2 separate regions of the Homo sapiens genome follow, and region 2 is linked to region 1. Evidence: read pairs that join two places in POLR2A ChIA-PET (ENCODE). Cell type or tissue: B cell. All regions are shown on one strand.

Region 1 (5,000 bases):
AAATACACTAAAAAGAAAACTAATGTCACCCATAACCCCACTATTCAGAGATAATGGCTATTAACCATTTTGGTGTTTTTATTTCTATCTCTCTCTCTCTGCGCGCGCACGCGTGTGTGTGTGTGTGTGTGTGTGTGTTATTGTTGTTGTTGCATTCTAATGGAAGCAACGACGGAGACTCTCAGGCAGTGACGTGGAAGTTAGTTGGGGGCTGGGTGTTGGTAGGGACAGAAAGACAAAATGTCATTTTGGAGCCTTACCATCTAGTTGGTAAGTATCATGAGATCCATTTTACAGATATGGACTCTTTCCTAGTCACAGCTAATAAGCGAGGGAGCTGAGATTTCACCCTAAGCTGTTGTGGTTAAAGCCCGCACGGCTCTGCTTTTAAGTAGAGGGCTGCTTGCATTTTAGAAAAGACAGATGTTGTCTTGTTCAGTTCCTAACTATTCCCCCACTGAATTTTTTATATCAGTGGCATCCGACACACAGAAGGAGTTCAGTAACTGCTGATTGAGCTGACTTTGCAGACAGACAGAGGTGTTAATCTGAGAATTGCCCGGGAGACATTCATATAGAATAGAAACTGGACTTGCATTGGCTGCATTTCTGTAATGATCTCCCTTTAATTCAGTCTTTTGGAACCTCAAAACCCTTTGCAAGCTGGGCCAACTCTATCAATTATGTAATTAAAACCCTCTTTAAAACCACATGATTAGCCTAGAAGAGATGCTTCAGGATATCTGGTTCACACTTTTGGCTGAAAGATTCTTGCACTCAGAGCAGACTTATTGTCCTTTCTGTCTGGATGAAAAGACAAGGCAGGGGCTGTAACAGAGCCTCATTCCTCTGAGAACACCTGCACCAATAGAAAATTGTCTAAGTGTCTTTTAACTGAGATAAACCTACAATAAATTGGGGTTTGCATTTACCATTGGGCTCAACTTTGTTTTTGCCTGAGTTACTTTCCCCCTGCTGAGCTCGCTCTTTCTTTCCAGCTTTTTCCTCTTACTCATTCATCTCATCTCCACCTAAATTTGTATATCTATTGAGTTCTGAGAATAAGACCCCTCAAACATTGAATGCATGCTATTTAGGTTGGGAAAGTCAAATGCTTTTCCACACAGGGCTTTAATGAATAGAAGGCTTAAGTAGTTGACTGAGTGTAGTTGGTTGTTTCCTCTTCTCTGTCCTTCAGTTACTGGGAAGCTTTTAGCTCTGGGATTTTACAGGGGCATCTTTGCCCCCAGAGGGGCAAGGAGAGTCAGGGCTCTTTACTGAAGTATGTTAATTAAATGGTTGAGCCCAGGAGGTTGAGGAGCAAACACATGTAAGTCTCTAGATTCATAAGCATCAATAGGCCTGGCCTGTCTGCTGGATTTACCCTTTAGTCATCCATTAAGCATTTTTTGGTGCTATTTGCCAATTAGGTTTCATCTGCAGTATCTCTTGTAGTTAAAGATGCTTGGGGGAGGGGGCATTTATTTTGTTCCTGTTTTTTCTTAAATGTCTTAAGAGCTCTTTCAAGCCTCTAGAAACCAGCCATTTAAACACAAGTGATTTCGTTTCACTCTGGACATGGAGTGAAAGCTTCTATCCACAGTGACCAGATGGGCTTTGGGATAGAGTATTGGACAGTAAGCAGACAAGGAGCCACTGGTAAACAGCTTTTGACACAACAGTTTTGGTTGTCATAGTGACTGCTTGGGTCAACCCAGCTCTTCATCGTCAGAAGCATCGAATGTCAGAAATTCAAAAAGAGCAAAGCCCAATAACATTGAACCACAGCACTTCCTGGCCATTGCAGCAGGTAGCCACCTGTCTCTTCTGTCTTTATGCTTGCTTGTGCATTCAGCTGATTTATTATTTACAGTGGCAGAAAAATGCCCATGTTACTTTATTATTATATAAATACAGTCTTAGCAAAGATAATTTTAGAAAGATAGTTCATCTGTTGATTGCTTTTTTGATTAATTTCCCCAATATTTATCAAATGCTCAAGATGAACCAGGCCCTGTGTGGCCTGTGTGGGAGAGAGAGGTAAACAACAGAGAGAGAGGGAGTTCCAGCCCTTATGGAGCTGATGTCTTGTATGAAAGACAGACATTAAACAAGTAAACACACAAAGAAGTGGCCTCCAAGCTGCAAGCTGAAGTGAGCAGGAGTTAGCCAGGTGAAGAGGAGGGGAAACAGCTTGTAAGGCAGAAAGCACCGCAGATGCCAAAGCCTCATGGGGGCAGAACCTCAGAGCATTTGGGGCCTGGCCAAATGCCAGAGTGACCGAAGCATGGTGAGCAAGGGTGAGGGGGGAGACCAGACAGGCTTCTGTTGGCAGGGTTGAGTAATAATTAACCATGGAAGTCTTCTGACCTCTTGCCTCCATATTCTTCTTATCCCTTCGCACATTTCTATTGCTTTGTCTTTCAGCTTCAGCTTTCTTTTCCAACTGTTGTTTGGGAGCTGGCATGAGGACTTAGATCCTGGAGGTACCAAGGGATTTAAAGCCTGCACTGACAAGTTTATCAAGGAAATATATTTAAAAATGTCCTACCAATAAACAAAGACAAATCTTCTGATGTTCAGGCACAGCACCAATATTCAGGAATAAACTGGAAGTGCATAAATGAGACAGTGAGGCAGAGTAAAACTAGCATGGGATTGGAAATCCCCAGACAGCGGATCTTTTTGTGGATTTACCTGTAACTCTCCTTCAACCTCAGGAAGTCAGCTGGTTTCTATGAATCTCAGTTTCCACTAATATAAATGAAGGAGGTTGGAGACTAGAGCATCTCTAAGTGGCTTTTCCAACTTTAAAATTCATTCTATGGCTCTTTAGTGTTTGATAGAAGGAAATAGTAACTAACACATTGAATATTTACTATGGCAGTTTACATATGTTAGTTCACTTAATTCTATTTACCCTAGGATTCAGGTATTACTACCTCTGTTTTACAGATGAGGAAATTGAGCCTTAATGAGGTTTAGTAACCTGGAAAGATTTACAGCTAGTAGGTGGTGGGGTGCTGAGTTGAGAGGCTGAGTTGAGAGGGTCTGTCTGATCCTATAGCCCATGCTCTTTGCATGGTAAGTACTGGAAAGTAAACAGCCATCTCGGAGTATAGATGAGTGTAAATAATTAGGCAATAAGCATTCTTTGAAGTCCAGTTTCACACCAGTCCCATGGAGTCGATCACATGGAATGAAAATAGTTGCATGACTATTTAAGCGTATCCAGCTAACACTGGTCCTGAAAGGAACTATAAAATAGGCCTCTCCTAATTTCTGTTTTGCCTTCCAAATAATTCAATATTCTTATGTCATCCTCATCCTTCCCCTTAGGGAAGAAGTCATCTGATCAATTGTTCTCTTCCTGTTGAGGAGGAGTAACACATTCCATTATTAGGTGCCTGATAAACATGTAATGAATGAATGGTTCATCATTACCAGTATCATAAGAATATACAGTATGTGTGAAGTCATCCAAAATACAAATTTGAATGTTATGTGAACTTTAATGCAATTTAAAAATAATTTTAATTGAAGTTAAAAAGTCTACTATTTAGTTGGCTATAGATTCACCAAGCTCAGGCTGAAAGGAATTGCAACAATCATCTGAGTTGGCACTGTCTAATAGAAATAATGACTCAGGGCTGGGTGCGGTGGCTCATGCCTGTAATCCCAGCACTTTGGGAGGCCGAGGTGGGTGGATCACCTGAGGTTGGGAGTTTGAGACCAGCCTGACCAATATGATGAAACCCCGTCTCTACTAAAAATACAAAAATTAGCTGGGCATGGTGGCATGCACCTGTAATCCCAGCTACTCGGGAGGCTGAGACAGGAGAATTGCTTGAACCCGGGAGGCAGAGGTTGCAGTGAGCCAAGATCATGCCATTGTACTCCAGCCTGGGCAACAAGAGTGAAACTCCATCTAAAATAATAATAATAAAAAAGAAATAATGACTCAGCTACTCAGGAGACTGAGGTGGGAGGATTGCTTGAGCCCGGGAGGTGGAGGTTGCAGTGAGCCAGATTGCACCACTGCACTCCAGCCTGGGTGACAGAGAGAAACCCCAACTTCAAAAAAAAAAAAAAGATTATGAAAGAAACATATGTAATTTTAATTTTTCTAGTAGCTACATTAAAAAAGTGAAAAAGGGGTAAAATTAATTTTAATAATATACTTCATTTAACCTAATATGTCAAAAAATTACCATTTCAACATGTAATCATTATAAAATTTTGAATTAGGCTTGCTATTAAAATCCTATTAAAATTCGAGGACCCCTTAATTTGTGGCTCATCTATAAAGTCTTCCCTGACTACTCTCCCTCTATACTGTGTAAGATTTACTTAGGCTAACAGTTGGGTTTTTTAATTATTTTTAAAATTTTTACTGAGACAGGGTCTCCTTCTGTTGCCCAGCTGGAGGGCTCAGTAACACAGCTCACTGCAACCTTGACCTCCTGGGCTCAAGCAATCCTCCCACCTCAGCCTCCTAAGTAGCTAGAACAACGGGCATGCACCAATGCGTCACCACGCCCATCTAATTTTTTCATTTTTTGTAGAGATAAGGTCTCATTATGTTGCCAGGGCTGGTCTCAAATTCCTGGGCTCAAGCAGTCCTCTTGCCTCAGCCTCCCAAAGTGCTGGGATTACAGGCTTGAGCCACCGTGCCCAGCCCTAACAGCCCAATTTTAAAGTTGAGTAGTTTAATTTACCTCATTTGACATAAAGTTCTCCCTTATTTTGAAGTTTTAAGCAATTAATTGAAAACATGTCAGAGTCTTAAACATGTTATGAAAGGATAGCTAGTTAAATGATTTCATTCAATCCTCAGAATTACCACCAGCCAGCCATTTTGAATTCATCGGCTCTTCGGCAAATTGCAGAAGGCACCAGTATCTCTGAAATGTGGCAAAATGACTTACAGCCATTGCTGATAGAGCGATACCCGGGATCCCCTGGAAGCTATGCTGCTCGTCAGGTGAGAACATGGGACA
Region 2 (5,000 bases), 62 kb before region 1:
AGAATAATTTCTTTGGCTAATGCTTCTGAAATATAAATATTTTAAGCCTATATATAATAACAAAAACAGACATAAATTTTAATTAGGGAAAACACCTAATCCTACCTTTACACTGCATTCCTTGGCGAAAGAGGCCTTTCAGTAACCGCTTGCAGTACTGACATATCGTGGGACGGGTGTAAGAGTGAACAGCAAATGTGTGTGGAACTTTCACTCTGCACATTACCATCTTTTCCATCCAGATTGGGCGACCACTCCAAGAAGGAATTCTCTTACTTGGTTCCTGGTGGACATGTGACTATAACATAAGTAATTTTCATAAGTGTAAGTCAATATTAAAAACAGAGTAGTGGGAGCAGAGCTTAACCACAAGAATCATTTATTTCAAACACTAAAGCCAAAAAACTCTAAAAATGTTGTTCTCAGCAGTTTCCTTTGCAATGTTTAATTTACCAATCTTTGAATGAGAAAAATGCAGATTCTTTTTGCTAATATTTATGCTTAAAAACATCTAAGATATGTTAATTCTCAGGTATATATTCACTGATGATTATTTGCCAGGCACATTTCAGCACTTTACAAATCAAATACACAAACTTTAAAACAAATAAATGAAGAAAGTATTATTGCTGCTCATTTTGCATTACTGAATGTGACATCTGAATATATTTTGAAACACATTTTAGATTTTCAAATTTATCTTAATACTAAAATATATACATACATTTTAAGTCTAATTAATAATGATAAACAATGGCAGATACAAAACTAATTAAAACAAGTTTCAGTAATTCAGCTTTAAGAAGAAGTAAACTTTGTTTACCCATTTTGGAGACTATTCCAGAACCTAGCTAGTTGGTTTTCTGCCTGGTCTTCTGGCCAGGCGTGGTGGCTCACGCCTGTAATCCTAACACTTTGGGAGGCCGAGGTGGGCGGATCACCTGAGGTCAGGAGTTCAAGACCAGCCTGACCAACATGGAGAAACCCCGTCTCTACTAAAAATACAAAATTAGCCAGGCGTGGGGGTGCATGCCTGTAATCCCAGCTACTCGGGAGGCTGACGCAGAAGAATCGCTTGAACCCAGGAGGTGGAGGTTCCGGTAAGCCGAGATCATGCCATTGGACTCCAGCCTGGGCAACAAGAGCGAAACTCCATCTCAAAAAAAAAAAAAAAAAAAAAAAAAAAAAAAAAAAAAGAAAAAGAAAAAGAAAAAGAAAAATACCTGCCTACACTATCAATCTGAGGCATTTTATAGTGCTCTTCTCCAACCAGTTGTTTTGTCCTTTTCTTTTCCTTTTCTTCCCTTTTTTTTCTTTTTTCTCCTCCCCTTACTTCTCCCTTGCACTTCTCTGTCTCTTGTTTTTTTCTGACTTCTTTTCCTTCCCTTGGTTGAACATATTAATGTAGAATTACCCAACTTCTCTGAATTACAAACATGACTAGTTATAGAAGGCAGCTGAAAGATCTCAGGACATCAGTTCTGGCAGTGAGGATGCAAGCAGGTACAGCAAAATCTGTTCATATAGCTAGATGGTAGTTGGGTATTAGGATTTTGTGCTTGAGTATTTGGATTATGTTTTATTCAATTTTGTGTCCCTAGTATATAACAGGGCCTGGCATACAATAATCGGTGAATGTGTGTTGAATGAATGAAATGAGCCACATTGAACTGGGTGATCTATAATTTAGTTTGATTATTCCCTTCATATAGAAAGGGTCATAGTTACCAAAATCTACTTACCCCTCAGGTTACAAAAATTTTTAATTCATGCCTTCTTTAATTTTGCTTTTTGTTCACCTGGTAGAAAAACCCAAACAGTTGGAAAATAAAGTTCTTCTTTTTGAGACTATGCTTGAACTGACTAAAGTAAACCCTGAAAGCCCTTCCATGCTACAAGTTCTACTTGTTTAAAAATACCCTGAACAATCTAACCAATTCAGACATGTAACTGCACTTCTTATACTTCCCTAAGGAGCTTTCATGTTCAAGATAAAATATAAACTAATGAAAAATGTAACACCTTATCCACTTGCTCTGTCCTTCTGCTATTTCCTAATCTAGTAATACTCAACTGGGCATAGGTGGCGTAACAGCATCATTTGTGGGGCTCTTGACATACCTCTATTCTACTGTCCTCATTCCTAGGTAAGTTCTCTGTGCAGTTCAGTGTATAAGATGCACTAACTTTTTCCTACTAATCTTTTCCAGGCTCTTCTGTAGGTTTATACCAACCCCTCATTTTCAGTCCTTTATGCCGCAGCACTCTTTTTATCCTTTAAAAATCTCACACTAGGGCTAAGCAGTAAGAGAAGATGGAATTTTTGTGAAAGGATTTCAAAAGCTTTTACTCTGGTGTCTTAACTTAGCAAAATATTATGATCACAGTACCAAGACAAGGCCTTGATTTTGCCATTAATTTACAGAAGATCAGAGAAGTTACAGAAAAAACTAAATAATAAGATTACAACCTACAGATGGAAGTCATTTCAAATACTATGAAATGTACAAGGGAGTTATTTCTTTTTTCCTGGATCTACTGCCTTTGCCCTTGAGAGGTACACTGTATTAGGAAAAAAAATCACTGATTTATTAATAATGAGATCTGGGTTTAATTCCACTATCTCTTACTAATTTGCTCTCTGACTTCACACAAGTCACTTAGCTGCTCTGTGTCTCAACTGTCTCATCTGTATACAGATCTGCAGATAGCAGTGCCTCATGCCTGCGATCCCAGAACTTTGGGAGGCCGAGGCGGGCAGATCACGAGGTCAGGAATTCAAGACCAGCCTGTCCAACATGGTGAAACCTCATCTCTACTAAACATACAAAAATCAGCTGGGTGTAGTGGCACGCATCTGTAATCCCCGCTACTTGGGAGGCTGAGGCAGGAGAATTGCTTGAACCCAGGAGGCGGAGGTTGCAGTGAGCAGAGACCGTGCCACTGCACTCCAGCCTGGGCGACAGAGCAAGACTCCATCTCAAAAAAACAAAAATTAAAAAAAAAATTAAAAAAAAAAAAGATTTAAGTATGGAGACCAGGAGCCAGGATACTGACTAGAAGGCTAAAGCAGTGGTACAAGCCATAATACCATCCCAAGGTGTACAAAATGCAATTCATTACTACCGGTAAGTCCTGTCTCCATTACTACATTTTATGTTTCTTAAGTGTAGGAACATTACCATTCTTTAGCATATAAATTATGTTCTAGAGTGATGTCATACACCCTGTAGAAACACAGAGAATAACTACTACTAAAATGTCTATTACCTTAGAATACGTACCTCTTCACTGGGAAGGGCTACATATTCAGGCTGTAGGGGTCTTGGAACTGAGAGGCCGGGTCCTGGTAAAGATACATTTGACAGACGTCTCTTTCTTACTCCACTACAGTTATTTGGAATCTTGAAGGCACATCGTTTATGGTAATTTAATCCACAGCCTAAACATATTTTACAAGGTAAAATATAAGATTTAAAAAAAAATTTACTATTTAAGTGTGATACATAAAAACCACTGCTTCTTTTATTTAACATATTTTCTGTTAGCCATACCTATCCTAATTAAGAACCCAGACAGCAGGCTAAGTGGAAGCTAATGAATTCAAGAAGAAAAGGAAATGTGTAAAAAGGATAAGTCAGCTAGGGCAGTGGTTCTTGAAGTGTGGTCCCTAAGGCAACCACCTGGAAATTTGTTAGAAATGTAAATTACAAGGCTCCACCCCAGATCTACTGAATTAGAAACTACGGGGATGAGGCCCAGCAAAGTGTGTTTTACGATGCACAATACAGTTTGAGAACCACTGCCTTAAAGCACTAGTTAGCAAACTATGGCCTCTGTACCAAATTCCTCCTGTGACATGAAAATTTTATGAAACTCAAATTTCAATGTCCCTAAATAAAGTTTTATTGGAACACAACCATATCTATTCGTTTACATATTGTCTATGATTGGTTTCATACTGTAATAGCAGAGTTAAATCATGACAGAGACCATATGGCCAACAAAGTCTAAAACATTTACTCTCTGTCCCTTTACAGAAAAAGTTGATTGACCCTCCACCTTAGAAGACTGTTTCTTCATCAGAAATGTGCACCTGTGTCCTACTCCTAGCAATTCTAATTCAGAACAAATTTGACAATTTAGTTGTATGTAAGAGACAACTTTTTTTTTTTGAGACAGAGTTTCGCTCTTTCACCCAGGCTGGAGTGCAATGGTGCAATCTCGGCTCCCTGCAACCTCCGTCACCCAGGCAGGTTCAAGCGATTCTCCTGCCCCAGCCTCCCGAGTAGCTGGGATTACAGGCATCCGCCACCACGCCCGGCTAAGTTTTTGTATCTTTAGTAGAGACAGGGTTTCGCCATGTTGGCCAGGCTGGTCTCAAACTCCTGACCTCAGGTGATCCACCAGCCTCGGCATCCCAAAGTGCTAGGATTACAGGTGTGAGCCACCGTGCCTGGCCAAGAAAACTTTTAAAAACAAAAAACAACATGAATATTTATGGAGCCATTATTTTGTACTAAATATTTAACCCTATTACCTGATTTAACCGTTTACTCTTTATGAAACCAGTGGGGCAGAATGTATTTTACGAGAAATTAATCTTAAGAGGTTTAGTAATTTGCCCAAGAATATGAAGTAGGTGGCAGAGATAAAATGAGAGTCCTGATCTCTCCAATTCTAAATCCTCGTTACCACCCTAGTCAACAGCTCGTCATCTTGCTTTTTCACTGATAATAAAAAATGCAAATGTGGAATCTTATTTCAAATGACCACAAAAATTTTAGAACACACACCTTCACATTTCAGTCCTTGACGTACCAATCCCCAGAGCATCTCACCACAGTAATCACAGAAAGTAGGAGCTTTGTAAGAATGTACATAGAGAGTATGTGGACGAATCTGGAAGTCTTCTACTGTGGCTAAAGCTTTAAAAAAGAAAAGTATTACAATACACGTTGTATTTGTACTGCGATGAGATTAAGAATGCTCACACATTC

The links. ChIA-PET counts read pairs that join two places held together with the same protein. Peaks named below come from ENCODE experiments on the same cell type or tissue, not always from the same donor. Only the 100,000 strongest peaks of a DNase experiment are listed, where the experiment ranks them.
Region 2: POLR2A ChIA-PET joins it to region 1 with 6 read pairs; 3 of 35 experiments call an interaction of 5 or more read pairs at or near these places.

The regions. Positions count from the first base shown.
Region 1 is chr2:37,347,952-37,352,951 of GRCh38, forward strand. QPCT (glutaminyl-peptide cyclotransferase) reads left to right here. Exons shown (of 7, transcript NM_012413.4): 2 at 4,838-4,984. Among named protein-coding and RNA genes, the nearest start is that of QPCT, 5.8 kb to the left of the region's middle. In B cell, no CTCF peak of the experiment used is centred here; DNase peaks (open chromatin) are centred at 1,570 and 2,240; H3K4me3 peaks cover 671 bases; H3K27ac peaks cover 1,392 bases; H3K27me3 peaks cover 361 bases.
Region 2 is chr2:37,286,072-37,291,071 of GRCh38, forward strand. It overlaps PRKD3 (protein kinase D3), which reads right to left. Exons shown (of 19, transcript NM_005813.6): 4 at 4,797-4,928; 5 at 3,285-3,442; 6 at 106-298. Among named protein-coding and RNA genes, the nearest start is that of PRKD3, 36 kb to the right of the region's middle. In B cell, no CTCF peak of the experiment used is centred here; a DNase peak (open chromatin) is centred at 2,080.